Linked DNA regions of Mus musculus: region 1 is linked to region 2. A link is a contact called in ENCODE Hi-C data. All regions are on one chromosome and are shown on one strand. Each heading gives the region's core, a stretch centred on a gene start or an enhancer-like site at or near the end of the contact. The rest is flanking DNA. Distances are from core to core; before and after follow the strand shown.

The links. A loop is a pair of places that touch in the nucleus more often than their neighbours do.
Region 1: a map of T-helper 1 cell shows a loop between it and region 2 (3-fold over the local background). The contact joins the promoter of Eif4g3 here to the enhancer-like site in region 2. A Hi-C loop is called at or near these places in 1 of 37 maps with a recorded cell type or tissue (T-helper 1 cell).

The regions. Positions count from the first base shown.
Region 1 is chr4:137,992,156-137,994,855 of GRCm38, forward strand. It overlaps Eif4g3 (eukaryotic translation initiation factor 4 gamma, 3), which reads left to right and starts at 1,301. Exons shown (of 35, transcript NM_172703.3): 1 at 1,301-1,472; 2 at 1,827-1,989.
Region 2 is chr4:137,369,206-137,371,905 of GRCm38, forward strand. No RefSeq gene overlaps it. Among named protein-coding and RNA genes, the nearest start is that of Cdc42, 13 kb to the left of the region's middle. Within about 2 kb of position 1,271, at least 1 of the 3 ENCODE cell types and tissues checked has a DNase peak (open chromatin) inside an H3K27ac peak, as active enhancers do.

The DNA of each region.
Region 1 (2,700 bases), core at 51-2,550, 620 kb after region 2:
CTGGCCTGGAACTCATCAGATGGAGTGGGCTGTGACCAGTGAGCCTCAGGGAACTGTTGGTCTTCACCTCAATGCTGGGACTGTATACACCTCTCGCACACCAGACTTTTCCTGAGTGAATTCTGGAGTCTGCACTTGGGTCCTAACGTTTGCAACTCAAGCACACAGGACACAGGACACTAATTTTACCTCTGTCCACGTTGGTCATGTGACCTTGGCAAAGTCTCCTGTCAGCTTTGAGCTGCCTCAAAAAAAATTTTTTTTTAATAGTGTAGATGATAGCTAAACTTCTTTGGACCCCAGAGTCTTCATTTGTAAGAATAGGTATTTACCTATTTCTTGGGATTATATGAGCTAATGCAGTACTCCATATCTGCACAGTTCGGAGGTGTCTGCGACTCCTTTTCTGTCAATGTTACTGTGTCCTGGGGACAATGCCTCTATTGAGGGGCGCAGGTGTGGTGTGCAAAGTGTGAATGGATGTGGGGGGAGGAGACCTTATCCACAGGAGTTAGCCAAGCAAAAGAAGATGGGCAGCCGACTACAGGTTGTAGTCAAAGGCCCCTCCAGTCTTGGGGAAGACTGTGGGAAGATATCCACTCTACAGAGCTTAGGGTCAGTTTCTGGCAAGGCAGGCCATTTTGCATCCTAGAAGGGTAAGGTTCATCCTAGAGAAGGTGGGATCCCGTTTCTGAATCCGCTCCATCCCTTCCCAGCCAGGCGACCTTGGGGCAGTCACTTTTCTTCTCCGGGGCCTCCTCTGCAAAATGGGGCTCCTCGTTCCATTTCGCACTTTGGGCATCTGAGGACGACGTGTCGACATAATGCCCATGGCTGGCGACGTCAAGGGCCGGCGAGTGGCATCTGTTATGTTAATAAGTCCTTGAGGCGGGCGGGTTCCTAACTGTCGGTTTGTGCTCTGGCTTAGCGGTTCCCTCCGCAGCGCCTCGGTTTTTCCGCTCCGCCGCCTCTCGACGCTTGCTTGGCAGGTCTCGACGGACCGCGGCCTCGGGTGCCGTTACTATTGTTCTTCGAGGCTGAGCTCTCTCCCTACAGACGTGCCCTTCGGTCTCTCCCTCAGCTCCGCACCGCGCCGCGGAGATCCTCAGCCGTCCCGGATCACCGATCTTTCCCGAGAAAGAGTGTCAGCTCCTGCGGCGTTCCCGAACAGCGGCCGAAGGCGCTCCCGAGCGCTCCCGAAGAAGCCCGGCCGCTCGCGGTCTCCGGAAATAGCCGAGAGAGCTTGCCACCCTCGGTCTGCCGAGTCCTTCCGAAAAGGGCCGAAAAGCTCCGAGCGGCCGTCCTGCCGGACTGCTGGAGGCGGCCGCAGCGCCATGTTGGATGCTCTGCTCGTTGAGTGAAGAAAATCCGTCCGCATCGCCCGAGCCCCGCTACCGAGAAGGGCGCCGCTTCCCCCGGGGAGGGGGACAGAGACCCCCCGCCGCCGGCCCATGAGGATATTGCCGTGAAAGGTCCGGTCTCTCCGCCTCCTGCCCCTGCCGGGTCCGGCCCCCCCCTCCCCGGGGTCGCGTTGTCACGGAGACCGGCAGCCGGTGGTGCTGGCCCGCGGGGCGGCTGCTGCTGCCCGCGGCGGCGGCGGCGGAGGCGGCGGCGGCGGAGGGCGTGTGTGACCGGTCCCGGCCCCCTCCTCCTCCTCCTCCCAGCCTCCCCCCGGCCCCCCGCTCCCGCCGCCTCCCCGGGTCTGCCCCCATCCCGCCCCTCCGCTGCCCCCGGCCCCTGCACCCCGGCGCGCCCGGTCCCGCTCTGGGGGGGTTGGTGGCTTCGCTTTGCCATGAGTTTACCGCAGAAACCGGCTCTGAAATCAGGCTCAGCGGCTGCAGCAGGAACCGGACCCGGCACCGGAGCGGCGGCGGCGGCGGCGGTACCGCCTCCTCATCCGGCGGCAGCGGCGGCGGCGGCGGCAGTAGCGGCAGCGGCGGCCCCTCCTCACCCGAACATCAGGGCCCTCCAGACCCCGGCGCCCCAACAGTATCCTTTTCACCTTCCGGCGGTCCAGAGCGACCCTCGGTGGGAACCTCCTTGCCTGCCGTCATAGCCCGGCCAGAAAAGGGACGGGCAGCCGCTCTGCTCCCGGCTTGACCCGAGCTTTTGGGGTGCACCGGTGACAGCATTGCTGGGGACCCCGGGACCCTCTGCGGTACCGTGAACACTACTAGCTCCACCGGGCCGTGCCTCTGCAGCTCTTGTGGATCTGGGGGGAACCCTGCCCTTGGCTGCTCCCTCCCCTTTCTTGGGCAGAATTTGCTGGTGCCTAGGACCAGCCCTGCGGGCAAGGCTTTTCTGACTGTTGGGAGGCCCTGCCTTCTGCGGGGCTCGGTAGCCTCTCTAATTATTATTTAGGATTCATAGCAAAGTTTATTGCTAAATTTTCTGTTGGAAACGAATCAGCTCATTCCTGAGGTAAGTTGGGTCTTCAGTCTTTACTGCAAGTGTACAAAAAGCACCCCCCCCCGCTAGTGTTTTGTTTTATTTTATTTTATCGTATTTTATTTTTTTAAGCAATTAGAGTTGTGTTGTGGCTTGTGGTGGAGCCGGCTAAGGAGGAAATGTTACACTGGGCGCTTCCCTGTCTTTGACCTTTCTAAAGGAAGAGGAAGTTAACTCACATTACCCAGTACCCCCAGAAGTCTCACTTCTTCTAAGACTGGTGTTAACGCTGTATATCTTTTTTAAAGGGCT
Region 2 (2,700 bases), core at 21-2,520:
CAAAGGATAAGGACTTCAAGGTCACCTATGACTACATAGCAAGTTCAAGACCACCATGAGGCTATTATGAGACTGTCTCAAAAACAAAAACAGAGGAGCCAGCAAGGTGTTTCCCTGGAAAAGGTGCTTGCCACCAGCACATGCCTTTGATCCCAGTACTCAGTACTTAGGATGCAGAAGCAAGAGGACTCTGCGAGTCTGTGGCCAGCCTGATCTACAAAGAGAGTCCAGGACAGCCAGGGCTCTGTTACACAGAGAAGCCATGTCTTAAATAACCACCCTCCTCTAAAAAAAAAAAGTGGGGGTGTTAGCTGTACAAACGTGCAACCTAAATTCAATCCCTAGGACCTCTGTAGAGGTGACAGGAAAGAGCCAACTCCACCAAGTTGTCTTCTGACCTCTGCACATGTGCTCACATACTAATCATAAATAAAAATTAAAGCTAAGAGCTGGGCGTGGTGGCTCATGCCTTTAATCCCAGCACTTGGGAGGCAGAGGCAGGCAGATTTCTGAGTTCGATGCCAGCCTGGTCTACAAAGTGAGTTCCAGGACAGCCAGGGCTACACAGAGAAACCCTGTCTCAAAAAACAAACAAACAAACAAACAAAAAATTAAAGCTAAAAAGTGAGATGGGAAGATGGGTCGGTGGGTAAAGTGCTTTCAAGCAAGCATGAGGACCTGAGTTTGGACCCCTGGCACCCAGGTAAAGACAGTCGCAGCAATGCCTCTTTGTAATCCCATCATTTTATGGCCAGGGGGGATCAGGAGACAGGGAAATCTCTGGAAGTCCTTGTGCCCACTACCCTGTCATACGCAGCAGAAAGTCAATAAGATGTTCTGCCTCAAATAGCGTGGAAAGCAAGGAAAGAGATTCTTTACAGAAGCATAATGCATGAGGAGCACATGCCAAGAAAGAAATCTTAGCATAGTAACACAAGCCATAGTCCCGACTTCTTAGAAGGCGGGGGCAGGAAAAGCTGGCGCTGGATCTCGAGCTTGGGAGTTAGAGGCTAGTACGAGCATCCTAGTGAAATTCCAGCTATTAAAAAAAGAGAGCGAGAGAATGAATAGATGAACAAGGAGTCGGGCCGGGCCGCAGAGTCCGTGGGAGATAAAGGGGCGGCGGCGGGAGCGGGGAAAGGGGGGGGGGCGGGGAGAAAGTCCACTACGTGCATGGCAGAGGGCAGAAAGAGAATGTGAGCTGAAGTAAGACCATTGTCCAGCGCCTTGTGCTGAGCTGCCCATGGAAACCGATTACACGTGACACTTCCGGGAAGGCCATCCGCGATCACAGTCCCAGCCCCATCACGGTGGACTTCCTTAAGGCCCCTCCCCTGCGACCTCTGGAGCCGGACTCCTCCCAGGCAGGCAGCGGGGACCTGGTATCCACCTATGCGCAGGAAAGCACCCCCCAGCAAGTTGTTGGAGGAAGTGTGTCACTGGGGGTGGCTGTAGGTTTCTTTCTCTGCCTAATGCCTGTGGATCAGGAATGTAGCTCTCCCTTACTTCTCTTCCACCATGCCTGTCCACCTGCCTAACTCTCTAAAGCTGTAAGCAAGGCCCCAATTAAACGATTCTCCTGCCTGGGCCTCCCAAATCCTGAGATTATATATGTATGCATTACCACCACGCTTGACTCAAATCTATTTCCTCTTTTTAAAAAAGCAAGCTCTGCTTTGGTTCTGTGGCACACACCTCTAATCCCAGCACTCTCTAGGAAAAGGAGGCAGATCTCTGAGTTCAGAGCTAGCCTGGTCTACATAGTGGTCCCTGTCTCAGAAAAAAACAAAAAACACCACCACCAACAAATTAAAAATGAAATCGCCGGGCATGGTGGCGCACACCTTTAATTCCAGCACTCGGGAGGCAGAGGCAGGCAGATTTCTGAGTTTGAGGCCAGCCTGGTCTATAAAGTGAGTTCCAGGACAGCCAGGGCTATACAGAGAAACCCTGTCTTGAAAACAAAACAAAACAAAACAAAACAAAACAAAAATGAACTTTGGGTTGGGGTATGGCTCAGCATCAGAAGAAGTCTTACCTAGAATTCAGGAGCCCTAACTTCAGTCCCTAATAACACACACACACACACACACACACACACACACACACACACACACACGCACACGCACACGCACACGCACACACGCGCACATACACCAAATCTGAGATCTAGCTATCCTCCATCATCCCCTCCAGTGTCCATTTTGAATTTTCTCTCCACTAAGCCAGAAGTTCTTAACCAGTATTTTTCTTTTCATGAGTGTTTGTGTGGTGTTCAGGTGTTCATAGATGCATGTTTTTGCATGTGGGTGGATGCACATACACATGTGTATGTGTGCATGTTGTCTTGGGAGGGTTGATGTCAGGAATCACCATCCAGGGCTCTCCCATCTTATTGATCCAGGTAGGGTCTCTCCCTCAAACCCAGAGCTCACCAATAAGGCTTGTCTCTGCTGCCTGTGGTCTCTGCCTTATGAGACTGGAATTACAAGCAGGCTCCCATGCCCACCTGGCATTTACATGGGCTGTGGAATCTAAGCTCCAATTCTCATGATTGCCTGACAAGGACTTCACAGCTGAGTCACCCTCTTAGCCCCATCCAGGGGTGACTTTATATGAGTCATATCCCCAGCCCAAAGTTGACAACACTGGAGACATGATAGGTTGTTATGTGTGGAAGGATGTTATTAGCATGTGATG